4 separate regions of the Mus musculus genome follow, and regions 1, 2 and 3 are each linked to region 4. The links are chromatin loops, found by intact Hi-C in ENCODE. Cell type or tissue: left cerebral cortex. All regions are shown on one strand. Each heading gives the region's core, and the rest is flanking DNA. Links, peaks and the distances in the headings are about the cores only. Region 1 has its middle 38 kb from the start of 4930529N20Rik. Region 2 has its middle 160 kb from the start of Cdyl. Region 3 has its middle 150 kb from the start of Cdyl. Region 4 overlaps Cdyl (chromodomain protein, Y chromosome-like).

Evidence for each region. A loop is a pair of places that touch in the nucleus more often than their neighbours do. Peaks named below come from ENCODE experiments on the same cell type or tissue, not always from the same donor. Only the 100,000 strongest peaks of a DNase experiment are listed, where the experiment ranks them.
Region 1: a loop joins it to region 4, with 4 times the contacts of the local background. A loop is called at or near these places in 2 of 42 quality-filtered maps.
Region 2: it touches region 4 in a loop (2.5-fold over the local background); 2 of 42 quality-filtered maps call a loop at or near these places.
Region 3: a loop joins it to region 4, with 3 times the contacts of the local background. A loop is called at or near these places in 2 of 42 quality-filtered maps.

Annotation. Positions count from the first base shown.
Region 1 is chr13:35,125,833-35,133,369 of GRCm38, forward strand. No RefSeq gene overlaps it. Among named protein-coding and RNA genes, the nearest start is that of 4930529N20Rik, 38 kb to the right of the region's middle. In left cerebral cortex, for the core only: no CTCF peak of the experiment used is centred there; DNase peaks (open chromatin) are centred at 3,826, 5,636, 6,080 and 6,255; H3K27ac peaks cover 786 bases.
Region 2 is chr13:35,496,651-35,504,187 of GRCm38, forward strand. No RefSeq gene overlaps it. Among named protein-coding and RNA genes, the nearest start is that of Cdyl, 160 kb to the right of the region's middle. In left cerebral cortex, for the core only: no CTCF peak of the experiment used is centred there; DNase peaks (open chromatin) are centred at 3,800, 4,412, 4,913, 5,253 and 1 more place; H3K27ac peaks cover 2,123 bases.
Region 3 is chr13:35,508,262-35,515,798 of GRCm38, forward strand. No RefSeq gene overlaps it. Among named protein-coding and RNA genes, the nearest start is that of Cdyl, 150 kb to the right of the region's middle. In left cerebral cortex, for the core only: no CTCF peak of the experiment used is centred there; DNase peaks (open chromatin) are centred at 3,967 and 5,067; H3K27ac peaks cover 618 bases.
Region 4 is chr13:35,662,429-35,669,965 of GRCm38, forward strand. Cdyl (chromodomain protein, Y chromosome-like) reads left to right here. Exons shown (of 10, transcript NM_009881.3): 2 at 7,384-7,520. The coding sequence starts at 7,518. Among named protein-coding and RNA genes, the nearest start is that of Cdyl, 6.3 kb to the left of the region's middle. In left cerebral cortex, for the core only: no CTCF peak of the experiment used is centred there; DNase peaks (open chromatin) are centred at 4,101 and 6,075.

The DNA.
Region 1 (7,537 bases), core at 1,404-6,403, 540 kb before region 4:
TTTTTTTAATTGTAAAAAGTATTGTAGTGCACGTATTCGCAAGCTTTGAATTGGTTTCTTTGCAGTCTGAATTCGTTGTGCTATTCTGATTCTGGGCTTGGATGATATATCACAGACCATTTTGCAGTCTGGGTACAGTCTGGTTCTTGGAATGCCTCCTAGTTAGGTTTCTATTGCTGTGATAAAAACTGGCCGAAGCCAGCTTGGATAAGAAAGGATTTATTCGGCTTACATATTCCAGGTCAGAGAATTCTGAAGGAAGCCAAGTCAGGTGTAAAATGTAGGAACCAGGAACTGAAGCAGAAGTCATGGAAGAATGCTGCTTACCGGGTTGCTCTCTATTGATTGTTTTAGCCTGCTTTCTTTCCTCCCCCCCCCCATTTATTTACTTATTCACTTTGCATTCCAATTGCAGCTCCCCATTCTCCCTCACTTAGCCCCTCCCCCATGCTTCCATCCCCTTCTCAAAGGAGAAGGGGGAAGAGCCCCTGGGTACCAATCCGTGCTGGCATGCCACATCACTGCAGGACTAGGTACATTCTCTTCCACTGAGGCCAGACAAGGCAGTCGGGTTAGAAGAACAGGACGAACAGACAAGTAACAGAGAAAGGGATAGCCTCTGCTCCAGTTGTTGGGGGACTCACACAAAGACCAACTGTACATCTGATACATCTATGTAGGGGGCCTAGGTCCAGGCCATGAATGCTCTTTGGTTGGTGTTTCAGCCTCTGGGAGTCCCCCAAATGTCCAGGTTGGTTGACTCTGTTGGTCTTCTTATGGAGTCCCTATCCTCTTCAGGTTCCGCAATCCTTCCCCCAACTCTTCCACAAGACTCCCTGAACTCTGCCTAATGTTTGGCTGTGGGTCTCTGCATCTGTTCCTGTCAGTTGCTGGGTGGAGCCTTTCAGAGGACAGTTATGCTAGGTTCCTGTCTACAAGCATAACAGAGTATCATTAATAGTATTAGGACAATTTTTCCATTTCTCTTCCCCATGGGATGGGTCTCAAGCTGGGCCAGGCATTGGTTGGCAATTTCCCCAGTCTCTGCTCCATCTTTGTCCCTGCACTTCTTATAGGCAGGACAAATTTTGGATCAGAGATTTTATTGGAGGATTTGTGTCCTTATTCCTCTACTGGGAGTCCTGCCTGACTACAGGAGGTGACCACTTCATGGTCCTTATCCACCACAGCTAGGAGTCTCAGCTAGAGTCACCCTCATAGACTCCCTGAAGCTTCTCCCATTCCAGGTCTCTGGCACATCCTAGAGACACTCACTCTACGATGTGATACTTACTGTTCACTCTCTGGCCCTTTCTCCCTGGCTCTCCCGACATCTGATGCACTCCTTCTCGACCCCCATCCCCGTTTTCCTTTCCTTCACTTCTCCCACCCTGTTCTCTCCCTCCATCTACCACTGATGATTCTTTTATTTCCCCTTCTTAGTGAGATTCAAACATCCTCCCTTGGGCTAGTACTCTGCATTGTGGCTGTAGCCTGCTTTTTTGTTTGTTTGTTTGTTTGTTTGTTTTGTTTTGTTTTTTAGCATCTAGGATCATCTGCCTACGAGTGGCACTGTACACAGTGAGATGGACCCTCCCATATCAATTAAGAAATTTTCTACCCCCCACAGACACTTGTTTATAGACCAGTCTGATAGAGGCAATTCTTCTTCCTAGATATGTCTAGGTTTATGTCAAGTTGAAAAAAGAAAACAACCAACCTGACCAGCACAAACTGTAACAGCATCAGTATCCAAGGGCTCCTGGAAAGAGTAGATGAGATATTTGGAAACCAGAGTAAAAATCCCTTTTCACACTGGCTCACAAGGTAGAGGTGCATAACTGTCTGAGGATGAGAGATGTGATGCTTAATTACAGGTGTCAGCTTAAAAAACTAAGGGATCTAGGAATGCCTGGAAAAGTATTATTTCTGGGTATGCTATGAATACCAGAAAAGAAAGTTGCCACTTTATAGACCAAGCTAGGAACAGCCACCTTTATTCAATGCAATGTACTCCATCTAATCCAATATAAGATCTGGAAAGAAAAAGGAGAGAAAGGGTGATATCTCTTCCTCTCACTCCCTCCTCCCTTCTCCATCTTTTCCTCATTCTCTGCTACCCACTTCTTTCTCTTCCCTCTTCTTTCTCTTGCCACAACCTTCTCTTGACCTTCAGCATCAGTGTTTGAGGCCCTCTGGCCTTCATATCTCGGACTTACACAACTAAACCCACAGGCATTTGAACATGGGTTGAGCCATTCTACCAACTTTCCTTATTCAAAACTTTGCAGATGGATCATTCTGAGATGTCTCAGTCATCAAACTAACCACCCCCAAGAAATTATCTATCTATCTATCTATCTATCTATCTATCTATCTATCTATCTATCTATCTATCTATCTATTTATCTATCTATCTCCCATAGTTATATTTCCATTCTATCACTTTTCTAGATACTTGATTCTGTCTTTCTAAAGAAGGTTGATTAATACATGGGGCAGCAGAGTGTTCTCTTCAATTCTTTTGTGAGACAAATGCCATCTATTTCCTGGAAGAGTCAGATACCTCAGGACATGAAATGATCGCTGCTCCATTCGGCTAGACAACATACCTCTTGAAATTACCTTCTCATTTTTGAACTAATTCTGAGCATTTCAGTTGAAACACAATTAATATAACATGAAATTAACATTTCAATAAAGTATGTATTTCAGTGAATTTTAATATAAATACTAACTGTCCAAATATCACTACTACTTGCAGAAGGTTTCCATCACCTCCAAAGGAAACCCCAACCCCAATAGCGATAACTTTTCATACTTCCATCCCCCACATCTGGCAAGCACTGATTGACTTCTTACCTCTATGAATTGGCCTATGTATACCTCATCTAAATGCATCTATAGTGCACTGCTCTCTTGGTTTAGTTTTCTTCCTTTCTGTTTTCTTTTTGAGGAAACATCTAATGTAGTCTAAGCAGGCCTTGAACATAGAATGTAGCTAGGCTGACCGTGAACTTTGGTGCCTGTGGAAACCAGATGAGGTCATTAAATACTCTGAAACTGAAGTTACAGATGATTGTGAGCTACCATGTGGATGGTGGGAAATGAACCTAGGTCCTCTGAAAGAGCAACAAGTGCTTTTAACTACTGAGCTACCTCCCCAGCCCTATATATTCCTTTACTAGGTTTTTGTGATTCTTTTACTAAAATTACGGGGTAGACATTATATAAATTTCACCAAAAGGCATGCAAGCCAGCACAAGAAGCAAAAATTCAAGGGACTGTCCCTTAAGTTATAGAAGGACTAGGGGACTAGTGACAAGAATGAAAGATTCCGGCTCTCCAACTTCTCTGTGCTTGTGGGAAATTAGAAATTTGCTGTCCCTTCAGTATAGACGTCTCTTAGTCTATTTTCTGTTGTTGAGGCAGGGCTCTTTATGAAGAAAAGAGGCGTGTTCAACTTGGACTCAGAGTGTGCACTCGTTTCTCTTTTGTTGCTGGGGTAAGACACCCTGACAAAAGCATCTTAAGAAAGGGGTTTTATTTGGGTTTACAGTTTCAAGGTATACAGTCCATCCTGGTGACAAGTGCACAAGGTCCACTTCTCACACTGAATCAGCAGCCTGGAAGAGAGAGTGAGCAGGAAGTGATGTCAAAACCTGCCTCCAGTGGCTCACTTGCTCCATCCAGCAAGGCTTCATCTCTCAAAGGTTCTACAAACTTAAAGATTTCACAGAGCACAATGGCAGTTGGCAGTCACCCGCAGTTACACACTGTCTCCCCTATCTCCCACACACTTTGTTCCTGAGGGGGTGGGGATGACACTCTTTGAAGTCTGATAGCCCTGCCCCACATCCTGTTCCCTCTTTCTTCTACTCTGCTGTGGCAGTCTGGCAGTTTGGTGGTGAGTGATGTGTCTGTGAAGGCGAAGCTAGTGTCCCCTCCTTTTCAAATGAAGCAGGCAGCTCTGGTCAGCCTTGGGTTCCAGCTTTCCTGTAAAGTTCTGTAAGACTCAGGGCTTCCTGGTTTTTACCACACTCCAAAAAGGCTGAAGCACGTGTTGTGTTAAATCTTCTTGTTCTTGGATCCTAACTCTCCTGGCTTCTCCCATCCTGGTGTGTCATGTGCCTTGCCCTGTCCCAAAGAAGCCTTTGCAGAGAGAAAAGGAGGTGAGAAGTGTAAAAATACAAAACTTTCTACATCCACCCATACTCAGAGTAATAACGCGGAGAAATGACTTGGAGACTTTTATATTTATTAAAAGCTTCAGGCACTATAGTGGGAAGATTCTGAGCTATTCGAATTTGATAATACTGGCCTGGCCTACTTTCCAGCCATGTGGCCTGTTACCTGTCATCTTGGTCTCGCCTGGTCACTTCCTTCTTTATTTGTGTCCTGATAGAGACTTCCAGGGTTCCCCCTGAAATCCTCTCCTTCTCTCTGGGTCAGAAAGTCTTGCCTATTCCTCTCCTGACTAGCTATAGGGTGAAAGGCATCTCACCATCATTGGTAGGCACTTGCCCTGGAAGCAAGGATATTCTGTGACAATTGAAAATGGCATCACTTGAGCAGTGCATGGTGGCACAAAACTTGAATCTCATAATTCAGGAAGCAGAGGCAGGGATCTTTAAATTCAAGGTGAGTCTGGACTACAGAACAAGTTCACGAACAGCTAGGGCTATGCAGAGAAACTCTGTCTCAAAAAACCAAAAATGAAGAAGGGAGAGGAGGAGGAGAAGTGGAAAGAAAGAAGGGAAGAGAGAGGATGGAAGAAAGGAAGAAAGAAAATGGGGAGAGGGAAGGGCAGGAAGAGAGAAGGGGATGAAAGAAGAGAAAGAGAAGAGAGAAGAGAGAGAGAAGAAAGGAGAGAGAGAGAGAGAGAGAGAGAGAGAGAGAGAGAGAGAGAGAGAGAGAGAGAGAGAGAGAACTACTACAAGATGATGTGAGATGTGTGAGATGGGTGGGGATGATGTAAATAAAAGTTCTTGGCACACACAAAAACGACACTTCCCTATTGTAAAGCATCAAAGGTGACAGGTTCCCTTTCTACTGAAAGGTACATTTATTTTCTAGCCCAATGCAACTTGGGCCTGTTTGTGATCCACAGAAGACCACAGCCACCCTTTCTTCCTGATTATACAGCTCTCTTTGCCATGTAGACACAGGGGGAGCTTGTAATTTGAATTCCTGTCCCCTCTGTTCACCTGACTGTACAGTGCAGAGGACAAGCCCTCTCTTGGTTTGTGGATTTAGCCTTGTTATGGACATAGCACCCGGACATGGGGATAGGGGTGTAATTGTCTCCTCTCCCCTGCCCACAAGGTCAAGATTTTGGGGTACAGTCATCCATATTGGCTTCTGCCCAAAACTGAAGCTTGTATCATCCACCCAGGCAAGGTCTTTTCCATGGAGAGTCCTCCACAGAGTCACTTGGGTTTAGGATGCCAAATGGATCCCTGGCACTTCTGGTTCTCTGTCATGTGGGTGCCACTTGTGCTCCTGGCTTCTGACTGGTTGTGATAGCAGCCCAGGGCTGGCATGCATTCTGGCTGTGCTGTTCCCTCTCAGCACCTCCTTCAATGTGGCAAGCTCCCCTTCCCTCCTTCATTCCACAACTGGTGAGCCTTGGATGTACATACAGCCTCTGGGGCTGAAGGTAGACTCAGAAATGACTAGTCAGATTGTGGAAGTGGGTCAGGCAGGTGGCTGGTAAGGTGTGTTCTGTGCAGAAGTGGCAGATCAGGAGCCTGCCAAGATTTCTCAGTTCCCCTTTCGATTTCACTGCATCAGCAGCTGCAGCCTGTTCCCAGATACATGCTTGATGATTCTAGATGCCAGAATAAAGAAGCAGAGGAAGGGCGCTGTGAGTCAGGTCTGGAGAACAACACCACCTACCCACCCACCCACCCACCACCACCACCACCACCACCACACACAAACACACATCAGAATGACTCCCTCAAATCATTCTGAGAGGCAGTAATGTAGCACATAATGACACACATGAGTGGCGTTGATGCAGGAAGCGCGTGAGTCACACTGGGAGAGCGTGGAAAGGCTTCAGAGAAGGGGTGAATGTAATTTTACCTCGTGAGCAAGAGCCTGGAGCTTTTTTTTTTTTTTTTTGGTTAGAGGAAATGGGTGGGAGGGGCTTTGGTATCACTCACAATCTGCTTCAGCATCCTTCAGGGGCCATGCTCACTTAGCATCCTGAAGTAAAAATAACACATTTTGGCTGAGCAACTCCCAGAGGCCAGACAGCATTTGGGAGCCAGGAAAGGCATGTGGGAGAGTCCCGAAGAAGCCCTACAATTGGGCCAGTCAGTTTTCATGGTTCACCTCCTACCAGTTCTCCCTCCTCTACGTCTATTCCATCTTTGATAGCCCACGCCCTTTCAGCTCCTCGGTGTTCTTGCCCTACATAGAGTTTTCTCTCTGTGCCCTTACTCTTTCATGTTCTCATTTCCCAAAGAACAAAGTCTGGCCTGGTTTGCAAAGTCCCTGAGATTTGGCCTCCAGAGAGCTGAGCATGGTCTAAGCTATCTGCAGCATGTCTTTACCATCTCTTTCTTCCTTCTACCTTTCATTGAAATTCCCTCACCAGACACTTTTTTCCCCAAAAGTCCCCCTGCCATATATGCTCCCTTCCTCTATTTTCTAGAACCTCAATAGTAATCAATAATCCTATTGTATTTTCTTCCTTTTTTCCTAAGGCTATCTAGAATAACTAATATACTTGACACAAAGTACTATTAACGTCCCTTCACATCCTAAACTGGTTGGAGCTTTGGAGGTGATTGTTTCATAGCTTGTTATTACTCTATTTTCTTATGGGTCTACTTTGGGTAGTGACTATTACTGTTGATAGCATTCTACTTGCAAAGAACTATGGTAGGCCTGAACTCCTAACAGAGAGAAATAACATCTCAATTCTTTTTTTTTCCAATTTTTTAAAATCTATTTATTTTTTATTACATATTTTCCTCAATTACATTTCCAATGCTATACCAAAAGTCCCCCATAACCTCCCCCCCCACTTCCCTACCCACTCATTCCCATTTTTTTTGGCCCTGGCGTTCCCCTGTACTGGGGCATATACAGTTTGCAAGTCCAATGGGCCTCTCTTTCCAGTGATGGCCGACTAGGCCATCTTTTGATACATATGCAGCTAGAGACAAGAGCTCCGGGGTACTGGTGAGTTCATAATGTTGTTCCACCTATAGGGTTGCAGATCCCTTTAGCTCCTTGGGTACTTTCTCTAGCTCCTCCATTGGGAGCCCTGTGATCCATCCAATAGCTGACTGTGAGCATCCACTTCTGTGTTTGCTAGGCCCCGGCATAGTCTCACAAGAGACAGCTACATCTGGGTCCTTTCGATAAAATCTTGCTAGTGTATGCAATGGTGTCAGCGTTTGGAAGCTGATTATGGGGTGGATCCCTGGATATGGCAGTCTCTAGATGGTCCATCCTTTCGTCTCAGCTCCAAACTTTGTCTCTTTAACTCCTTCCATGGGTGTTTTGTTCCCAATTCTAA
Region 2 (7,537 bases), core at 897-5,896, 170 kb before region 4:
CACCTTTTCGGCTGGGCCACCATCCTCTTATAACTATGGCATCAGCCTTCATGTCAAAAGCCGCTCCGCCAAAAGAGGCCCTTTTTAACCAGGCTGCTGATTAATTATACAAGGCTATACATTGACTCTTATCTTGTACCGAGGAAATTAACATAAAGCACAGGCTTTCCTGTAGGAAGAAGGTTCTATTTTCTAGTAAAGCCTGAATCTGTTCATCTAAGGGTAAATAAGCAAGTCCCAGTTCTTTATCTGTAGTGAAAAAGCATGGAAATATTTGTGCATTATGCTTAACTGGCATAGGAAGAGGGAAAGTTGACATAATTCCCCATCTTAACTCTCCAGATATACTAGGAACCAGAATCTCCAGCATGAGAAGTATGATCCATCGATGTCATGGGATCTTGTTCCTGTGACTCATTGTCCAAGAGCTGGATCCTTCAAGTGAGGCGCTCCGGAATCCAAAAGGGATTATCTTCCTCCTGTGGAAAAACACATATAGCTCCCCTGGATCTTATTAAAATAGGATCTGGGCCATATCATTTATTATCAAGGACATTCTTCCACTTGACCATTTCATTGAGCGATTGAGGCCATTGTCTGTGCCTTTCAGCTGGTGATCTCCCAGCATTATCCAATTTTAAGAAATTAAGAGTAAATATTATAAGGGATAGAGCCATCTTTGGCGTCATAGCCGTTATCCCCCCTTTTGTAGAAGGTGCAGAGTTTGCACATGTGCTCCTCTGTCTTTCTGTCTCTTTCCTCCTTCAAGAACAGTAATCCAACTGGGTGAGGATCCTGGCTAACTGAGTATTAACTTCACGTGCACTTGATATGTATAAAGACACTATTTCCAAATAAGGTCACAATCACAGGTAAAAAGATTTGAACATAGGTTTTGAGGGGGCAGTGTTTAGCCCACAACCAACAAGAACTCTGGCTGTATAGTTGGGGGGGGGGTCATTGGCCTTTGTGTCCATAAGGAAAGAAATATTGGACAGCTGTCTTCTAGTAATGCAAGTTAATGCCATGACTGTCTGCTCCCTCTGAACTTGCCTCAGGAGACTCAGCCTCATTCAGTGGCTATGATCACCCAGCATGTTTACAGTTCACAATAAATGTATCCCCATCTCACCAGAATCTCCACAGAGCCCATGAGAGGCTCTATGCTCACAGAGCTTCCCTCTTTAACAAGTGGGAACATGGGGTCTAGAAGATCAAGGCAGGTGCCTACTGCCATGCCAGTTCAGCGGCCAACCAGGGTAGAACTTCACTTTCAAGAGGCCAAACTGCTCTTAAGAGGATCACACTTTCTGTGTAGCCCTGGGTTACTGTAATTTCCACACTGTGATCATTCATGAAACCGAGAGATTTAATCAGAACTATTCTGATTTTCCCAGGGCTTTGTGGTTGTTCCAGGACAAATCCTGTGTCCTGGGAAGCCCCTCAATCCTAGTGAAATCCTAATTTAAATAATGCATTAAACTCCTTGATACATACAAAAATATTCATAAAACAATATATTTTCCAGCAAATCATTCATATATTCATTGGCATACAGAGTTTCCAAATCATACTCTCCTTTGTAGACACAACTTTCCTTGGTACTGAGGTTTACTGGCCATTGAACATTTTATTATAGCAGATAACTCATTGTACCTATATGAAATTTAGTCTTATATTTTGCCTACTTGATAACTTACCTTACAAGTGAAGTATTTTGTAATACTAACCTATTCCTTGAGATATTTTAGTCAATGATAGATCTTGTATTCTGTAGTGGCCTCATCCAGTGGTATTTATTGCCCACATATGTCACTGCTGTCTTGATCTGTGTACTTAATTATAGTCTATGATGTGCACACAGCTACCAAGCTGCCAAAGGGTACATTTCTTGGGATGTGTCTTTGTCATTAAGTGACACATAACTGTATTTGTGTTTGGCTGATTCATTAATCATATTTTAATTGTAGAAATGGAGAAAATGTTCCTGCCCCTGTCAGGTAAACCCTGCCGTAGGAAGCTGGACTTTTGAGCTCACAGGAGCCATAACGTGGAGCAGTGGTTCTTGTCTCTTTTGAGCTATGGTTAGGCACTTGGACTGTTGTAGACTGACACTTCATTAGAATATGGAGGTCTGATGCATAAAAGAAGACACAAAGGATGGCAAAGGAGGCCAACAATGTTGGAAACCAACTACTGAACTATTAAGATAGATTTGTGCTACAGTGTCTTTTGTGTGTCCCCATTAACAGTGTGAGACAAAAACAGCTAAGCTTTCTGCCAGTAACAAAGCCACATAGACTCCTCATATTTTCACAGACTATTCCTCCATAATGATTTGTTTTTTAAAGAAAGACTAGTATAAACCATATTTTCTCCTCCTCTATAGCCAAGTACCCTTTGACATCAAAAAAAGAGCCCCTGTTTCCTGGTTTAGAATATTGTTAGTCCAAGCCTCTGAAATCTAAAATTTCCCCAGATCTGAAACTTTGGGGACACCAATATGATACCTTGAGTAGAAATTCCCATACTGGACAGGTCACAGTCAGAATGCAAGGACACTAAAAATAAAATGGCCAACAGGCTCTGATTATAAGACATCAAGCATGAAGCATAATGCCTTGTGTTTGTACTGGGTCCCTCCCCACAAGATTTCATATTATGAGCATGCAAATATTCCAAAATGTTTATGATTTTAAATGATATTTATTTATTTATTTATTTATCTTTATGTGTATGTGCATTTTTTCTTTGTGTATGTTTGTGCACCACATGTAGAAGCCAGAAAAGGGTACCGGAGCCTCTGGAACAGGGGTAAAGGTGGTTTCGGGTTACCTTGTGGGTGCTGTCAATTAAACCCAGGTACCTGAGCAGCCAGTTTGAAACACTTCCAGTCACAAGCATTTTGGAGAAGGGATATTCAATTACAAATTACAAATTACAAATCCCAAATCCCAACTGCAGTTCAAGTTTTTTGAGATATCATTTCTCAAAATGTATTTATTGGAATCCCAGTTTGAGGGAATGTGAACAGTTCTTTGTTGTGGGCTAAACACTGCCCCCTCAAAACCTATGTTCAAATCTTTTTACCTGTGATTGTGACCTTATTTGGAAATAGTGTCTTTATACATATCAAGTGCAGGTGAAGTTAATACTCAGTTAGTTAGGATCCTCACCCAGTTGGATTACTGTTCTTGAAGGAGGAAAGAGACAGAAACACAGAGCAGCACATGTACAAACTCTGCGTATTCTACAATCCAAGGAGCCCCAGGGGTTCCTGGCAGTGCCTGGAAAAAAAGCAGAGTCCTTCCAAAACCATAAAAAATAAATATCTGTTGTTCTGAGCCACCTGCCTTATGGCACCTGGCCATGGAAGCCCTAGGAGATGACACAGCATCCTTTGGGTAAAGCTGATCCGAAGCTAGCTTGGAGCCCCATGAGCACACTTCTCTGATAGATAATACAGCCTAGAACAGCAGAGACTCAAAGGAGGACTCACAATAAACTCTTAGTATAATCTATAGTTTCCTTAAGTTTGTTCATCAAAAAAATATATTTAACACAGCTAAATAGTGATGGTCACTGGAACATTAAATGCCCCCAAAAGTATGAGAGCCAGCAGGCAAATGATAAAGGGACTGAGAGTTTCACAAAACAGTGTGAAGATGTGAGAGTCATGGGCACCTTGAAAGCACAGCCCAGAGAAGACCGTACATAAGAGTAGTTCATTCCTGCCGTTCATATTTCTCACATAAGGAATTCAAAGTCCCGATTTGAAATGTGGGGGATGAGGACTGGAGAGATAGCTTGGCAGTTAGGAGTACTCACTGCATTTCAAAGGACCTGGGTTTGAGTCACAACAGCCACACTGCAGATCATAAGCTTCTGTAACTCTATTTCCAGGGGGATCTGATGCCGTCTTCTGGCCTCTGTGGGCATTTATTTGCACATGTAGTGCACAGAACCACAGGTGCCACACATACAATTTAAAAACAATGACTAAAAAAACTTTACAAAAACATGTTGTCAAAACACAGATATACCCCTATGCCTTACATACCTGCAAGAATAGTTTATTAATGAACACTGAATTCTTCCAGTTGCAATCACAGAAATTTCTCATGGAATAAACCCATCCCATAGTCCTATAAACCTACCCAATTACAGGCTGTCTTCTACCTTCCTAAATGGTGGATTGAGTTTCTACTCTGGTGGACATCTGTTTTAAACTATGCTTGGGCCCACTCTGGGATGTAAAACTGTCTTGTGCACAGTGATGGATCAACACCCACCCTCAGCATTTTCCCTCCCTCCAGGAGAGCAGCAGTCTGGTCCTCTAGTGGCTCTGCCTGCTAGGCTGTAGCGGGAACCGGCTTTCATGGCAGGCACTGTGATGTTTGCAGTGGTGAGGCTGGAGACCGTTTCCAGAAAAGACACAGGCTCTGGGAGTTTGCCGAGCACTGACTGGGAGCACAGTGTTTCTAGTCAGGGTATCTGGACTTTGATCTTGGGCCTGAGGGAGCCAGGCAGTGATGGGTTGAGAGAGGAGAGGATGGGGCCTGGGTCTCCCTGGGATACTTGCTTCTGGCCCAGATCCTTATATTTTAAAGTGTGTAGCACATTTGCCCCGTTTTAATGTTGGAGCCCCTAAGAGAGTACACTTAGGAATCAGCTCACACAAGCTCTGCAGAGATTATCAAACACCCAGAAATTTTGCAAGCCAGTTGTTAAATTAAGCCACTTCAAAATTGGCCACAATGGGATTATTTTTACTCCATGGAAATCAACAAAGACCACAACTCAGGGTTGGATTTTCTCTTTTTTTCCACAGGGCTCACATCCTGCTGCTGTCGTCTCACTGATTTCAGGAATATTTTACATCCCTCCCACATGCTTTCCAAAATTCTCACCAGAACCCTGGCCAGCTACTCCTATAATGTTCTTTGCAGCATTAGTCCGGGGTTCTGCTATCTTTCTAAGAGATGCTAGGTTTCTTGCCCTGGCCTTCTGTGGTTTCTCTCTGCTTAGAGTGCAAAATGAAAACAAAGCGCTCAGTGTCAGAGAAAGATCATTGAGACACACCTTCAGGGCATTCTCCAAGTCAGCAGTACCAGAGGGCTCCCAGCTTGATTTATTCTCAAGCCCTACATCAAGTGGTTCACAAAAATATCATGTAACCCGAAAACACAGAAAGAGAGCACTGTTCTCATTTCTCAAACCGTATGCAGGAAGCAGGCAGCTCTGACATCTTGCAGTGGTGGCCGAGGCCCTTCTGCCAGGCAGCCTCCAGCCCTTCTGCCAGGCAGCCCCCACTTGGAGCTTGTCCATCCCTGCTTTCTGGTGAGCATATCCTGACTTCACTCCAGATGGTGGGAGTCAGGCGAGTGGAACAAGACACGAGCTTCCGCCGGATGGTAAAAATGAATGACGCTAATAAATATGTCTTTGGCCACTTGGCTAGCCCACCTAGCATTCAGCCAAGACACCCTCCTAAGTTCCTAAGACCCCCCTGTAACAATTTCAGAAGTGTCCCACGACCCAGCACACACTATTCAGGTCAGACAAACAGCAGAATACTAAGAGAATTCCTTTCCTGCCGAATCAGGAACAGGCTAGACCTGTTGAGAATTCTTGTAAACTACCCATCTGTGAGTCATATTTGTATCACCCTGAGTGACTGGATTTGGGGTTAATTGCGAAGTTTGGCCAGCTGCCTCTGCAATTGGCTCAATTAGTTATGGAGGTTGGTAAAACAATGATCTGAGGTCACTGGCAGATTCAGACCAAGGGGCAGCAAAATTGAAAGTGGAGAAACCAGCCAAATTAAACCAAAGAAAAGGCCAGTTTGCAGCTATGTGGGAACGACGCCCAGCATGAAGCCAGGGAGAGCAATTAGTTAGAAATATATCGAGTTGTTGATAATTGAATATCTTAATTTGTAAATGCCAATTTTATATGATGTGGCCGGATAAAATGACCCTATTGATTTCCAAGGAAGTACCTATTGCACATTTCAAGATTGCCTGGGCTGCAGACAGGAGAAACACAGCCCAGCAGGAAAAAAAAAAAAAACAACAACATGTATGTGGTGTGTGTGTGTGTGTGTGTGTGTGTGTGTGTGTGTGGTGTCTCACATGTTTTCCCTGATTCTAACATGTTCTTCACAAACACAGTTCAGAGGAAGGAGCTCTGGCTGAAGGCTATGGTGACCTATACTTACACTGCAATTGACTTGCTATATGGCCTTAGTAAAGATGTTTCCCTGCTTTAAGTCTCGTTCTTTTCAACTGAGGTGACATCACAAACACTCTCATGATGCCAAAATGAGCTGATGAATTGCAATGTGGTGTTTTGAGGTGCTGAGTGCCTCGTAGATTATTCATAAAGGCTGTATTCATAATGGTTATCAGCCCCTATGGATATGTGGGGGTATATGCTCCCTGGGGAGAGAGTAAACTTTGAATGCAATTGTAACGGAGTGCCCCTGTGTTCTAGTGTCATTTCTGATGGTAAACAATGCCAACACAGTAACAAATTGCCAGAGAGTTTTTCATTAGTCATCAGAGTGTAAAAGATTTGATAAATAACGAGAAAATGTTGGCTCTTTTGAGGTGGGAAATCCATGTTATTGACAAGAGCAAATTACATTTCTTTGAAAAGGGTGGGGTCACGGGTTTTAGAGTATTTGCCTTGCTGCTGGGATAAATGAACAGCCGCCCCCCTCCCCCGGGAGCTCGTAAAAACTGTCCCCAGCCAGCCCCAGCCCAGCCCCCACCCTCACTTTGTTCAATCATTTGTGTGACAAGGCTGAGTAGCAGCCTGGCGTGGGCCCTGAAGACAGAGAAAGAGGAGAGAGACTCAGTGTTCGCAGAATTTGGGGAGCCGGAAATACAACGGCAGCGGTAACATTGCTTTGAGGAGGTATGCCAGGGAGTCTGGGGTGTTATGGTACCCTCTGTTCTCGTCCAGTCTTCGATTCCCAGCAGCTGCCCACTGCTCTTCAGCTCTGGCGCCGAGCCGGCACATGCCTCCCTCCAGAGCCGCTGCCAGCCTCACTCCTCCACCAGCAGCTGTTGGCCCAGCCCCGGTAGGGCAGCATGACCGCTGGCACCAGTGTGAGCAGGGCACATCTGCAGAGCGTCCCCTGCCCTTGGCTTCATGCCTATGGCTTTATGCCCTACTATGCAAGAGGTTCCCAGCTGGTGCCACTTGACAGGACCCCCTTCTTCACCATGGAGGCTGCAGTGGGTTAGCTTTTTCACCCCTGAGATGTTCCACTCTGCTGTGAGCAACGTGGCGTTTTCCAGACACATGTTCATCTTTAACATTTATTTCCAGACTTAGGGGGTGTTGTTAAAATTCCACTGGTGACCTTTGTAGAGTGTAAATGAGTTAGCCCACGGGTGTTAGGAGGAAATGGTATTTTAAAAACCAAAGCACCAAACACACGAGGATATTATGCTAAGTGAAATGAGCCAGTCACAGAACAACAAATATGGTTATGATCCACTTACACGAGGTATCTAGATTAAGTCAA
Region 3 (7,537 bases), core at 1,376-6,375, 150 kb before region 4:
CACACCTCCTAATAGTGCCACGCCCTAGGCCAAGCATATTCAACTACTACCAAGGCTAAACCTTATTTATCATTGCGTTACTGAGCCATTTCCCTTCTTTTGCTCTTCTTAGGTCCCTATGCTATGTGACTTTCCAGTACATTTGTGCCAGCCAAAGAGCACTAGAGATGGAGGGGGACCTCAATAATCTTGGATAGTGGTTCTATCTCCTACCCGTGGCTCCCTTGCAGCCAATCTGGCCTGATTCCTGTTTTTCTAAGAACCTACCTTCTGGGCTTTGGCTAATCTCACTTCTGATACTTCTGCTGGTGGAGGCTTCCTGATTTGCTCAACTCTGACATGGGTCACTATGTCCTGTGTGGTTTCTCAGCTTGTGTAGCCATGTCTCTAAATTAAGTTTTCTTTGCTAAAATATCTTGAAAGTCTTGTGTTTCCTGACTGAGCTGTGAGAGATGAAGTGTTTCCTGTTCCTCCCTTCATCTGGGAATCCCATAGGCAAACCCAACTCCTGAGAACACTGTATACCTGAATCCTCCTCACACACTGAATCTCCTTCTCAACATAAGAGACCACCCCTCCACAGCTCATGGGGTCACTTCCAAGCTCCTCCTTGTGAAGCCACAGAGACTCTGTGGGGAAAAGACTCCACTCTGCCATTAGTTCACCAACCCCAGAGATGTAGTGATATATGAGCAGCTGGAGCAAAGATAGACTTTAATGAGCAAACATTCACATAGGCTCATTCTCTTGAATGAAATATATATATATATATATATATGTATGACTAGAAAGTCATATATATATATATATATATATATATATATATATATATATATATGACTAGAAAGTGACTAGAAAGTCTGTGTGCAAAAGTGTCAAAATAAATACTAAACCCAAGAGTTAGTTGAGGTTATTTTCTCAGAGAGTTTATACCCCAAGTTCTAGGAGCCTTCAGCTCTGTCAAGTAAATTCTCTCACATTCAAAGCTTTTGTCCAACTAATACTATAGGTCACTAAAACAAAGGGTAGGTGTTGGTGCATCCTGAGTGATGTCATGGGAATTCCCAGGCTTTGTAGGACAAAGTCACCTTCTCCCTTAGCAGATTCAGTAGTATTCACAGAGGAATCTGTAATGTCTCCATGTTCATGTTACCTTGGTCCACCTCACTGTTGGTTAAAGAACATTCGATGTCTGCTCTTTGGTTATCTGTAAGGTTTGAGATGCATGATGTCACTCTCTGTGCCCTCAAATCAAAGAAGGTAAAAAAAAAAATAATAATTCCTTATACCCTGCTCTAAACATGATAAGACAAACAAACCTGTTAAATGGCGATCTATGACACAAACCTCACATCTTTAGCATAAGTCTCCAATCTCCACCCCAGCTGTCTTCAAAGAGGTAGATTAATTACTTCCCCAGCTACTGGGGACCAGGAAACTTGGGCCATGTTTCCTGACTCCTCGATTAATAGAGACAGAAAGCAGGCCAAAAATACATTAGCATGGTTAACGAGAGAGTGTTGGAAATTCAAAGCATTCGAGGGCTTTGTTCTGTTCTGTTTTTTATGAGAATCTATTCCAGACACAGTGCACATCCGAAGATGCTGAATCCAGAGTCCCAGCCTCAGGATGTGTTTGCTCATCCCATGGCTTTTGAGAGAAGAATAGCAGAGCTACCATGGACAATTTGGTAACTAAACTTTAACTCTGTATTCCTTTTCTCTGTATCTTAGATTTTTTTCTCAAAATAGAGACCTTAAATAACATAGGGATAAAGAGACTGTCTTTGGGCAAGTAGTTTTGTGTCCAGAAATGTTCAAACCCTGATTAAAGCTTCAAATCTGCATTAGTATTCTAAAACCATCACAAATGAGTGGCTTCAGCATAGAAATGTATGTCCCTTCCATTCCAAACACTCAAAGTCCAGGAGGTGTCAGAGGGTAGTAAGACCCAGGTCCCTGGATGTTTCCCATGGCTTTCTGACATCTGTGGCATTCTTTGCATGTAGGTACATAGCCACACTCCCTGGCTTCATCTACCCATTGTGTTCTCTCTGTTGGTGTCCATATTTCTCCATTTACAGGGACACCAGTGTACTGGCTAGTTTTGTGTCAACTTGACACAGCTGGGGTTATCACAGAGAAAGGAGCTTCAGTTGAGGAAATGCCTCCATGAGATCCAACTCTAAGGCATTTTCTCAATTAGTGATCAAGGGGGAAAGGCCCCTTGTGGGTGGGACCATCTCTGGGCTGGTAGTCTTGGGTTCTATAAGAGAGCAGGCTGAGCAAGCCAGGGGAGGCAAGCCAGTACAAAACATCCCTCCATGGCCTCTGCATCAGCTCCTGCTTTCTGACCTGCTCGAGTTCCAGTCCTGACTTCCTTTGGTGATGAACAGCAGCATGGAAGTGTAAGCCGAATAAACCCTTTCCTCCCCAACTTGGTTCTTGGTCATGATGTTTGTGCAGGAATAGAAACCCTGACTAAGACAACCAGTAAATGTCTTAAGGCCACCCTACTCTAGTATGACCTCATCCATCCTAACTAATTGCATTTTAAACAATCCTGTTTCTGAATGAGATCAGATTTGAAATATTAAAAGCTATGACAACAACATATAAACTTGAGGAACACAAGTAATAAAGAGTTTGACCTTCTCAAATGCATGCCCTCTTCATAGGCAAAGTACAGTCTGTCACCCAATCCAGCCCCACCCAAAGTCTTAAACCAATCTAACAGCAGTTTGAACTCCAGAGTCTCATCCAAATCCCTTAAGGTAGATATAGGTAAGACTTAGTATATGATTCACCTATTATTGGCTGTAATCCTTCTTCACCTGTGAGATTATGAAAATGGAACATTAATTGGTGTCTGGAGTGGCAATATCTGTCCTACCATGGCATAGATGAGAAGGGAGAGAGATTCGAAGGAAGAAGAGACCCTGGGTCCTAAGAAAGTCTAACACTTAGCAGGTGTCTTAGTCAGGGTTTCTATTCCTGCACAAACATCATGACCAAGATGCAAGTTGGGGAGGAAAGGGTTTATTCAGCTTACACTTCCATGCTGCTGTTTATCACCAAAGGAAGTCAGGACTGGAACTCAAACAGGTCAGGAAGCAGGAGCTGATACAGAGGCCATGGAGGGATGTTCTTTACTGGCTTGCTTCCCCTGGCTTGCTCAGCCTGCTTTCTTATAGAACCAAGACTACCAGCCCTGAGATGGTCCCACCCACAAGGGCCTTTCCCCCTTGATCACTAATTGAGAAAATGCCTTAGAGTTGGATCTCATGGAGGCATTTCCTCAGCTGAAGCTCCTTTCTCTGTGATAACTCCAGCTGTGTCAAGTTGACACAAAACTAGCCAGTACAGCAGGGTAAAATCCATTTTTATTTGTTGTTTGTTTGCCTGGTTTGATGTTTTAGAGATAAGGCTTTGCTATGTAGCCCAAGCCAACTTCAAATTTGCAACCCTCTTGCCTTGGCCTCCCTAAAGCTGTGATTACAGATGTTTGCCACCACACTTGTCTCTGTTAGCGTTTAATACATGGCAATATCCCTCTCTGGCTCCACACTATGAGGTTGGTCTCAATATAAGGAAGTCACTTTCCCTCCATTAATGCTTCGGGTATGGCCCTAAAAGGACACCCTATCAGATTTTCCTCACATGAATTTGCAGACATGAGTCAAAAGGCTATTTATTCTGTGTTGGCCAGAGTTTGTGCCTCAGCAGAAAGAACTCTAGGCTAAGACACAACTAGTCCACCATTGACTGTTGTCATGGTTTGTTAAAGCTGTCAAGAAAAATCAGTAACAGTCCAGGCCTTGCGAAGCTTTTAAAGATCTAGCCTTGGCCAAGCTGTCGAATCTCACCATGAAACCAAAACTTTCAACACTATTTCAGAAACTGGTTTCAATTTCAGTTCCAGAAGCAGAGTGGGAAGGTCTGTCCTACAGAAGCAGATGGCAGTTTCCAGTGACAGACAGGAGGTGTGTTCCCCCATCCTACTGCTTCTCCATCCACACTCAACACTTCGGGCTTCTCCAGGATGATGTGGCTGTGGTCACTCTTGCCACAGTAGATAACGAGTATCTCATTCTCAACAACATGAATGAACATGCAGGACGTTATCCTCGGTGACATAATTAGACACAGAGAGACAGCTGCTGTGTGATCTTGCAAAACAGCAAACTCGTAAGAGTGAACAGCTTAGAAACAGGAGATGTTGGTCGGTGAGACAGGACATACTATTAAACATACTGGAGAATTGTTGCACAGTGACTACAGTTAAAAATTGCTTATATACACCTCAGAGATAGTATGGGTGCGGTTCCAGACCAGCACAGTAAAATGAATCGCAGAGCAAAGTGAATCACATACAGTTGTTTTCTTTGGCAGTGCATATAGAAGTTGTGGGTAAGGCTGGTGAGGTGACATATGTCTTTAATCCCAGCATTCAGGAGGTAGAGGCAAAAGAATTCAAGCTCCAAAATAGGGACTACAAAGAGAATTTAAGTCCAGCTTGGGTTATCTAGAAAAACTCTCATTCAGAAAATAAAATTATATATACACATATATATGTTTATATATATACATATATACATACATATACATGTATATATATACATATGTATGTATACACATACATATATATATCAGTGTATTAGTGTATCACATATATAGTCATATCTAAAAATATGTGTTCTAAAACATTATATATGAAACAGTATGTTACATATATTATCATATCTAAAATACATGTGTACCTTGATTCTAAAGTGCCCTACTTCTGACATATGCTAACAATTATCTGAACCTTCATCATACCGTAATATTTTTAGTGATCAAGGCTCTTCCTTTTATATCTATGTTTGCTATGACATCAGAGTGACTGATGGCTGACACAGGTGAGAGCGGTGAAGAGATTTCTTAACATAACAGTGAAGTTCGCCTCAGTGACCAACCTCCGTTCACAAAAAGCCATTTCTCTGTAGCATGCAGTGCTGTGGTAGCACTTCACCCACGGGAGAAGTTCTTTCAAAACTGGAGTCAGCGCTTTCAAACGTGCTGTTGCTTTAGCAACTAAGTTTATGCAATGCTCTAAATCCTTCACTAGCCTTTCAACAGCGTTCTAGTATCTTCGGGACAGGAATAGATTCCATCTCAAGAAAGCACCATCTTGCTTATTCATAAGAAGGAACTAACATGTAGAAGTTCTGTCATGAGAGTGAGGCAGTTTGGCCTCATCTTCAGGCTCCACCTCAAAATGCTGCTTCTATCTTTTCTGCAGGTACTTCCTCCACTGAGGTCCCTAAGGGGTTTCAACCCTGAAAGGTGGAAATTGACTTCTAAATTCCTGTTAATGCTGACATTTAATCTCCTGCCAAAAATCTCATGTGTCCATAAGGACATCTAAAAGGTGAGTCCTTTCCAGGAAGTTTCAGTTTACTTTGCTCACATCCAGCAAAGAAATCATCATCTATAGTAACTGTAACCTCATGAATGCATTTCATTTTTTAATAATTTATTTTGTGTGTATAAGTATTTTGCCTACATTGAACCGTGTATCACATGCATGTCTGGTGTCCGAGGAGGCCAGAAGAGGGTATCAAATACCCTGGGACTAGCACTCCAAATGGTTATGAACCACTATGTGGGTTCTTGAAATAGGACCAGGGTTCTCTGCAAGAGCAGCCTGTGCTCTTAACCTCTGAGCCATCTCTCCAGCCTATAAATATATTTTAAATAAGATTTTTAAAGTCAAAATAATTCCTTGATCCATTGGCTGCCTTGTGTTAGTAGACATGAAGAGCCTATCACCCTTGCTGTCTGTATCTATCAGAGCTCTTAGATGACCAGGTGAACTGTCACCATGAAGTACATTTTTTGAAAGAATGTTCTTTACCTGAAGTGTGGGTCTCAACCGTGAGACTAAGTCATTCAGTGAGCAATGATGGGAACAAATGCGTTGTTATCCTAACTCTGTGTTTCCATGTTAGAGCATGGACTGAGTAGATTTAGTATGGTAGTAATTAGTAGATTTAGTAATGGTCCTAGGGTTTTCAGAATGGTAAATAAGTATTAACTTCAACTTCACTTGCATTAGCCTCTGTCCTGGTTTAAATATTAAATCCCTAAAGGCTAGTGTGTTGAAGGTCTAGTCATACAGCTGTGTTCAGAGGTAATGACTAGTTCAGGAGGATGCTAACTTCAGAGGGCTGATTTCTTTACAGATTCATAGTTGAGTGGACTTTTGGAGGTCAAGCCTAGTTAGAGGTAGGAGATGCGGATGTGGGCTTGAAGGATTTGTCTTGTCTTGCCTACCTCTTTGCTAGTTCTGTATCCTTGTATCATAAGGTGAGCAGCCTCTCCTGCCTCACCACGCCACACCCTGACACTATGGGCGAAACTAATCCAAAATTAACACTTCTTCCTGCCAGGTGATCTTGGCCAGCCATTTTAACACAGTGGCAATGACCTAATACAGACCCAACATGATAGCTAGCCTGTCATCTGAAGCTTCAAAGCCAGACATTCGTTTATCTTCTCTAGCTAGGAAAGTACTAGAGGGCATCTTCTTCCTGCAGAAGACTATGTCGGCTACATGTAGATTCTAGTACGCAGCACTGAGGCCAGCGTGATAGTTAACAGCAATTTGGCTCACATTAAAATCTTCTGAGGAGGAAGAAGCTACAGCTGAAGAATTGTCCTCATGGCCTTAACTGGTGTGGGAAGAGCCCTCCCAAAAGTAGGTGACACCCTCTGGTCTCCAGACAGATCAAAAAGTGTGTGAGGTTGTTACTTCAACATAAGCTGATTTAGCTTACATATCTGTGTTTGTGTGCATGTATGTATGTGCTGTGTATCATGCATGCACTCTATCAATTCTGTTCCTTTAGAGAACTCTGACTAACAGCCAGTTTCTTCCATTACTAGGTGTTCTGAGGACTTGCAGCCCCCTCTCCGTTGCCCCTGATCATACGGCCTTCCACACTATATTATGGAGAGAGCTTCTTTCTCAAAGCCTCCTGAACCACCTTCAAATGTTTCCTCTGCAGCGTCCTCACCTCTCTCAAGTATTTGTGAAATTGAAGGAGTCACCTCCTTGCTCTGCTTCACACTTTTGGGAGAGTCTTGCAACACGTTTCACCTTTTGTCTACACCAGTAACACTTTCTCCGAGCCAGCAATAAGGTGGCTGGGGTTCTAATTGCTCCATGTACTACTTTAAATTCCCTGCAAGCACTTCCCCTTTGCATTCACAGCTGTGCTGAATGGCTCAAGAGTCTTTCATTCTTTCTCAAATTTTGACAGTCATTAAGTATCAATCTAACAAGTGTTTAAGCTTAATTGCTGTTAGCATTTGACCTATGGTGAGAAAATCTGTAACTTGTCCTTTCACAAGAGCCCAGAGAGGACTATGGGTTCACCAACTGGCTTGGTTTCAACGTTGTGTCACAGGCACAGGGAACAGTGCAGGGGGGAAGAGGGGAGGGTTGTCTCTGAGGAGGGACAAAGACAGGAAATGGCTACTTAGTAGGGGCC
Region 4 (7,537 bases), core at 1,267-6,266:
AAAAACTCGTCTGTTTTCCAAATCTCTCTGCCTTTGGTTCATGTCCATGTCACGCTAGCGTCATGTCTTCTGAACTGTCCCCAAACTGTTGTTACTACCCTCTAATCTTGTTCATACAAGGCAGTCACGTGATCTTTTCACAAGGCAAAGCTTATCTACTTCCCTGATAGGAAAAGGTTTAAGAACTATTACATTGATAGTAAGATAAAGATGGAGTCCCACCCGTGACATGGCCTTCGTCCTTTCTATGTGGCTCTCTGACTCTACCTTACACTGTTAAAATCTGGGGTTTTCCGAACTCTGGCTTTTATTCATCTACCAGAATATTCTCCATGCATCCTGATACCTGCAACCTCTGACACTGGCACCTCTACTAAGCTTCTAGTTTCCCTCCCAGCATGGCATCAGTAATCCCTTCCATGGGGAGCATCACTAGCTACCTTACGTTATTTGATCTCTTCCACAACTCCCCCATCACCATTAGAAAAGAGGAAATGAGACCCTGAGACTCAAATACCTTACCTAAGATAAAACAGTAAGGAGGCAATGAAGCCATTAATTTGGTGTCAAAGACTGTTAAATGTTTTATTGTATCATCATATAACCCTGACCATCCAAATCCATTACCCGGGCATTGGGGACCTTCAACAAATGGGTTTCAGGCAAGCCACATGGCTCAGCAGGTAAAAGTGATTGCCACCAAGCATGATGACCGAAGGTTAATCCTGGGACTCACACGGTGGAAGAAGAGAACACACACACATGGCATAAATACCCATTCACTTACTAAATGAGATTAAAATGTTCAAATCAAACTTTGGCTGAGGAGATGGCTCAGAGTAAAGAGTTTGCCACACAAGGGTAAGGTAGGGACCCAAGTTTGTATCCCCAGATCCCACGTAAAACCAGGCATAGTAGCATCTGTTATTCCAGTACATGCTACACACACACACACACACACACACACACACACACACACACACATATATGCTGAGGCTTGAAATGCTTTCCAATAGTAGTGACCCTACTGGATACAAGACATGATCTAACTATGGGAGCTCATTCATTTTTAACTTTTCTTTTCATAAAGGTTATTTTTATGTACATGAGTGTTCTTGCCTGCATGTACATTCATGAGCATGTGCATGCAGTACCCTCAGAGGCCCATGAGGGTGTTAAGTGGCCTGGAACTGGAGCTACAAATGGCTGTGAGCCACCAGGTAGATGCTGAGAACCTAAACTGACTCTTCTGCTAGAGCAGCCAGCTCTTAACCACTGAGCCATCTCTTCAGCCCCAATCCTTAACATTGCTTATTCATTAGTAAATTAACCTTATGCTTTGCCTTTAAGTACTGCTTTAGGTATGTTACACAAATGAGGGCATCAGATCTCATTACAGATGGTTGTGAGCCATCATGTGGTTGCTGGGATTTGAACTCAAGACCTTCAGAAGAGCAGTTGGTGCTCTTAACTGCTGAGCCATCTCTCCAACCCTACACCAATTCTAATATGTAGTATTTTTAGTTCTGAGAATGAGACTGGACATTATTTAATAATGTTCTATCCATCTTCTAGATAACTAGGATTTTTTAGGCATCTTTTTAAAAGTGTTAATTACATGATATCATTATAATTTAAAAACACTGTCAGATAGGACTGCAACTTTGGACTTTATTGAAGTTTCCTTTATGGCCTACTGTAAACATTGGGCAAGAATTCCATTTTATGTTTATTTCAGTTATGTATATATTTTGTTGTGTGTTCAGCTAATATCCATGATATTTTTATTTCTAGAAGATCTATAATTCTTAGAGATGCTCACTAAGCTGCTTCCAATTATAATAGCTAATTTATATATTTTCTTATTTATTTGACATAGCATAAGATTGTATTGTTTGGTTCATGAATGTCTATAATGATTTTATTATTTCACTCTTCTATCTTTTTTTTTTTTACACATTTCTTGTTTGGTTTTGTCTTGCTCTGTTTTAAGACAAAGTCTCTCTATGTAGTCCTGTCTGTCCTCTGAAACTCTGTACTCTTGAACTCCCAGAGCTTTCCCTGCCTCTGCCTTCCTCTGCCTCCCTCTGCCTGACTTTGCCTGACTCTGTATGGTGAATGTGCTGTTTTTACACATTCATACCAGCTGTTTTTAAACATTTTAAGCTATGAAATATACTATTTTATTTCATAACTTCATCACATGCAAATAGTTACAGGAGACAGGAATGAAAAGAAAGAAGAAATGACTAGAGGGAGGAAGTAGAAAGGATTTTTGCCTAGACATCCTCCCCAAAACCACACCCAGGATTTACTTCCTCCAACCATACCCACCTTTTACACTTGCACTACCTCCTAATTGTATACTCAGACCAGGGTCTTTACAGTCTAAGCATCTCTTAAAACACATGTGCTTTGTTAATCTCCTCAGCATCTCTGAACCAGATCAAATTGACTTTCAAAATTAACCATTACAACCCATGAACGGAAACTTCTAACTGTGGCTGAGGGTGTAGCTCAGTTGGTGAAGTCCTTGCCTGGCATACACAAAATCACCAGCACCGTATAGACCTGACCAGGTGCTACATGTCTGTAGTCTCAGAACTTGGATTGTAGAAGCAAGACGATCAGAGGTGCAAAGCCAGCCTGGGCAACATAACAATTTGGAGGCCAGCATGGAATACATGAGACTATGCCTTAAAAATAAATAAAAATTATCAGGGGCTGAAGAGATGGCTGAGCAGTTAAAAATATTTGACGCTCTTTCAGAGGAACTGAATTGTGCTCCCAGCAAATGTAATGAATTGCTCATAAACTGCTTGTAACTTTAGGTCCAAAGAGTATGATGTCCTCTTCTTGCTTCTTCTGGCACTAGCATGTACACACACACACACACACACACATACCACACCACACCACATAGGAATAAAAACATGGTTAAAAAGCTTTCAAGTTACACTACTTAAATATATGCTACAAAAGAAAATTAAGGCAAATGTTATAAAATGAGAAAGAGAAAAAGTCATTTTCATTGACACAAGAACCTCAATGACCTTGACCAACATCAGCCCGTGTGCTTCTCTCCCTAAGATCACAGAATCCTTACATACTGAAGAGTCTCATTCCTTCTTCCCCTCCATGGTACCTTAGCCTCTATCTGAAGGAAGTGGGTACTAACTGAATAGATCCCTTGAAGACCTTTGGCCCCACCCTGTCCTGTAGCAGATGAGGAAATGCCATAAAGAGGAAGTCTGTGACTTCATAGAGGTCACACGCCTAGTGACTGTCAGAAGGTAGAAGAGACTCAGCTCCCAGGGCCAGCAAAAAGGTCAGTGGATGAAGGTTCTTGCAACTACGCATAATGACTATGCAGGTCCAGGTTTGGTGCCTGGGACCTGTATAGTGGAAAGAGAAGACAGACTCCCTGCTCTCTCCTCAGACTCTCCTCCAAGGGAAACAAAAGTTTGCCCCTCACATGGACCACTCACCTGAAGAGTGTGGTGAGGGAGTCTGAGAAGTGGAGAACCACTGCATGCAGGGAAACGCAGATGCAGATGCAGACGCTCTTTTCTGAAAATCTTTCCACAAAGATCATTCTTTGTGTATACTTCTCGGAAACAGTTTTGGACTTGAATTAGACATCTAAAGCTGGGCTTCCCTATAGTTTGGATAGAAGACATGCCAGTGTTAAACTGGCCAAGGAGGGTGGTAGAGGCCCAGGAAGACAGGAGAGTAAAAGCAAAACCCAAAAACATCAGATTAAGTAAAGCAAACCTTGAGGCCACCAATTTGTGCAGAACAAACTCTAGGGTCAGCCTCAAGGCAAGAAGACACTTCTAGGGGTGGACTTGGTCTCTTATGGTGGATCCATTCTGAGCAACGGCCCTGGGAATCCTGTTTGGATTAGAATCCTAAACCCCTGTAGCAATGGCTCAGATGTCCCTTTTCCTTTGGTGGCATTAGAGCGTTCTCTGTACTCACAGTGCTTGCAGAGTCCCCTTTCTAAGGGAAGTGAGGAAGACAGAAAGAGATGAGTCACACAAGTGCCTGCTGTCCCTTGCTGAGGCAGGTGATGGACCAGGGCAACCATATGCATCAGATCCAGTCTTCTCTCCAGGCATAGCTGGAGGACACCGGTGATGAGGACAGCTGAGGACTGCAGATTTTCATGCCCTCTGTCCTAATACACTGGGAGCCTCCTCATTTACACATCCTGTCGCCTGGAACCACTTTACTCTTCATGTCCCCCAGAGAACAAGTGTAAGAGTAACAGCCAAAGAATTTTAGAGTTAAAAATGGTTCCAGTTCACAAGAAATGAGATCAGGACAATGCAAAGTCGTTGCAGCTCCTTGGCTACAGCAAGCCAAGCCATGAGAACCAGGTGGTGAAGGCATGCCTAGTTCTGCCATGAACTGAATGTGTGACCCTGAGCTCCGTGGCTAAGATTCATTCCATATCCATCAAATAAGGTCAGAATGGCCCCTTGAACATCTCAAGTCTCATTTCTAATCAGGAAGTAAGAATAAGGTCACTGAACCCATTGGGAGAAGAGGTCTGGAAACTCCCTCCAGACATTTGGCATTTCCCTCTGCAAGCACCTAAGGTCTTACACTCATGACTCCCAGCCATGCTTTTTCCAGGAGAACCAGAGGCAGGTTCCTAACCTTAGGAGGACCTAAGACCTAAGGTTAGAGGGAAAATTGCCATCCCGAGATGAAGAGTTGCATTGATAATTTCCAAACACCAAGGGACGATCTCTCTGTTCCTCCATCAGCCTTACCCAGCATCTGACAGGGAGTTAGCTTCTACTGCGAAGTGATTAAAAGGCCACCTGGCTTTTAATGTGTCATTTAAATTTCACATAATTGAGTAGGTAGTCCACTATTAATTAAAAAGTAAGCAGGAAAAATTGAGCGCAGATGATGTTTTGTTTTGCTTAAATTATGCTTGGTGAAATACAAATATCCCACCAGTGATATATTCTGGTGTAGCTCTCTCCAGCTAATAATGGTGGCTTGTATTTGCTAGATGTAAATGGATCATTGCATGTCAGGGGTCTGTGTCCTTTTGTGTATAGTTGTGACATGTGAGGTTGTGACTAGCATATTGCAGACACAGACACTGATGCTAGATCAAGCTGAAAATGAGGGCTGGCTACCATTCATGTGGCGCTCACGATAGGCTGATGGACAAACAGGGGTGATGTTATGTCTGAAAGGCCACCCCCATACTCCACCAGCAAATCTCAGGCGAGGCCTGCAAGAAAATTGCATACATTACCTGATTTAGAAAAACTTCAGTTTCCCCGGTTGCTTTTGTTGACAATAGCAATCTTGGTGGACTGTCTCAGGTTGAACAGAAAGGTTTGTTATCAGGATACAGAGGGATATGTGAAGTCGGGACGCGGGCCCATGTTGGAATAACTTCATAGTCTACATCCTTGACACCCTACACCTGTTTCAGAATATTTAAAGCAGGCATCAGTAAATTTCTAATGCCATTTCTCAAATCAGTTTTTATCAGGGTACAGAGAATAATGAATAGCAGGGTACCCGGGGTCAAGTCCTAGCTCTACCACTATGACATGAGGAAAGTTAACCTCTGGAAACTACGTACCTCATCTATAAAGTAAGAAGTATTAAACAATACTGGTCACAAGGTTCTTGTGAACATTCGAGAATCCATATGCAGTGCTCAGGGCACTGCCTGTCAGAAACTACACTCTCCTAGATCTAAGATATTAACATTGTGGTTCAGGGTTAGCACATGGCTCATGGGATTAGCCAAGCAACCTGGGTTTGATCTTGGGAGTACTAATTATGGAAGCAGAGAATCAAATCCTGAAGGACTGACATATAGTAAATTCCCATTCATGGCAGCAAATTTTTACTGTCAGATTGTCAGTGAAGGTAGTGGGCAAAGAATAGAGACCCCAGAAGGACATTGTGATATCTGGACAGAGCATCTGGCCTAGGTGGAGAAAGAAAGAATACGACCTAGAAATATGAGTATTTCCAAGGAATCCGGAACAAGCAGGAGCTGTTTGCAGAGCAGTGGGTGGTTTGGCAGAAGAGATGGTGTCACAGTCTATGCCTTTTGAGTTGTATTTTTGGAAAATAAAAGTGAGGTCATCTCCCCTGCTTAATAAGACGTGAAGGTGAAGTCTCTCATTTCTGAAGTGGTTTTAACTGGTGTCATACACAGTGAGGCAGAGTCTCAACAGAGCCGGTAGGTAGATCAAGATCACTGTTGTCAGCACAGGAACTGGGGAAACTGAGGTCTTTCCAAATTAGTGAGTAGGATTCTCTTGTGGGCCTCACCAGAGGTTTTCTGAAGAATTGCTATGTGTCTCTGAAGACCTGTCGTCCTCCCCTTGTTTGTTCATGACCCCAAAAGTTATCCCTGGAGAGAACCGACTCCATGCGTGCCTGTGCACACACAAATTAATGTGAAAAGAAATTATGGTTTAGGACGCCCACTACCTCTGGAGTCCCCAGATGGTGGGTCATCTCTCCCCAGCTGCTAGCTTCCTCCACTTTCAGAACTCTTGATCATCGTCTCAAACTTCAGGAAACAATGTAATTGACGTTAAATCAAACTGATGTAAAAGTCCATTCACAGGACGCTCACTGTGGGCTCACTTTTCACTTCTGTGTCTTACAAAGCAAGGGAAATGGCCGCAGTTCCGTTTTTCCAAAATAAATCCCAAAGGACATAGACTGCAATAGCATCTCTGATGTCAAGCCACCCACTGCTCTGTAAACAGCTCCTGCTTGTTCATCCTGAATCTCTAGCAATGTATCACTCCCTGTCTTTCTGAGCATCTCACTCCTTTTGCACTTTCTATCCTTTTGAATAAGATATTCATTTACATGTCTGTTTCCCTGCTAAGCTAATAGACCACTTGGGGACAGGAGCATCTCCTTGTCCATCTGTATCCTCCAATCTCTCTCAGAAGGTAAAGGAAGGAACCGAGTACCAAGGGGAGCTCAAATTGTAGGATACTTTCTGGGAGGGGCAGGAGGAGCTGGGATGATTCTTCTAGTGTGATACAAATGGCTATGAACGATAGCCTTCTAACCACTGTGGCTCGCTGTTACATATATTGTAATACATGTTGATGAACTGTAAGAAACCAAGAAATTGGCTTCTACTGTAGTGAAAAAAGGGCAAGTTTGACAACTTTAACCATTGTTTTTTTACACTATCACTTTTAATGTGCAGTTGCTTTGACTTGGTACTAAATGATATTTACAACATCCTTGGCCAAGCACAGAATGCTGGCTGGCTTTCGGATTCTGTAAGGACCTGAGAAAGTACCTAAAGTGCCTTGGTTCCCCATCTACTGTAATAAATTCCTCCTGTTGCAATTGTCATTGCAGGTGGTGACCAGAGAACAGAGGCCCCCCAAAAATTTTATGGCATTCAAGGCAAAGCACAGCCAACCCGGAGGGAAAGCAAGAGTCCAGCCTGGAAATACATAGCCCAACCCGAAGGTTATCTCTGAAGGAAAACAATGGTAAGACCAACCAGGAG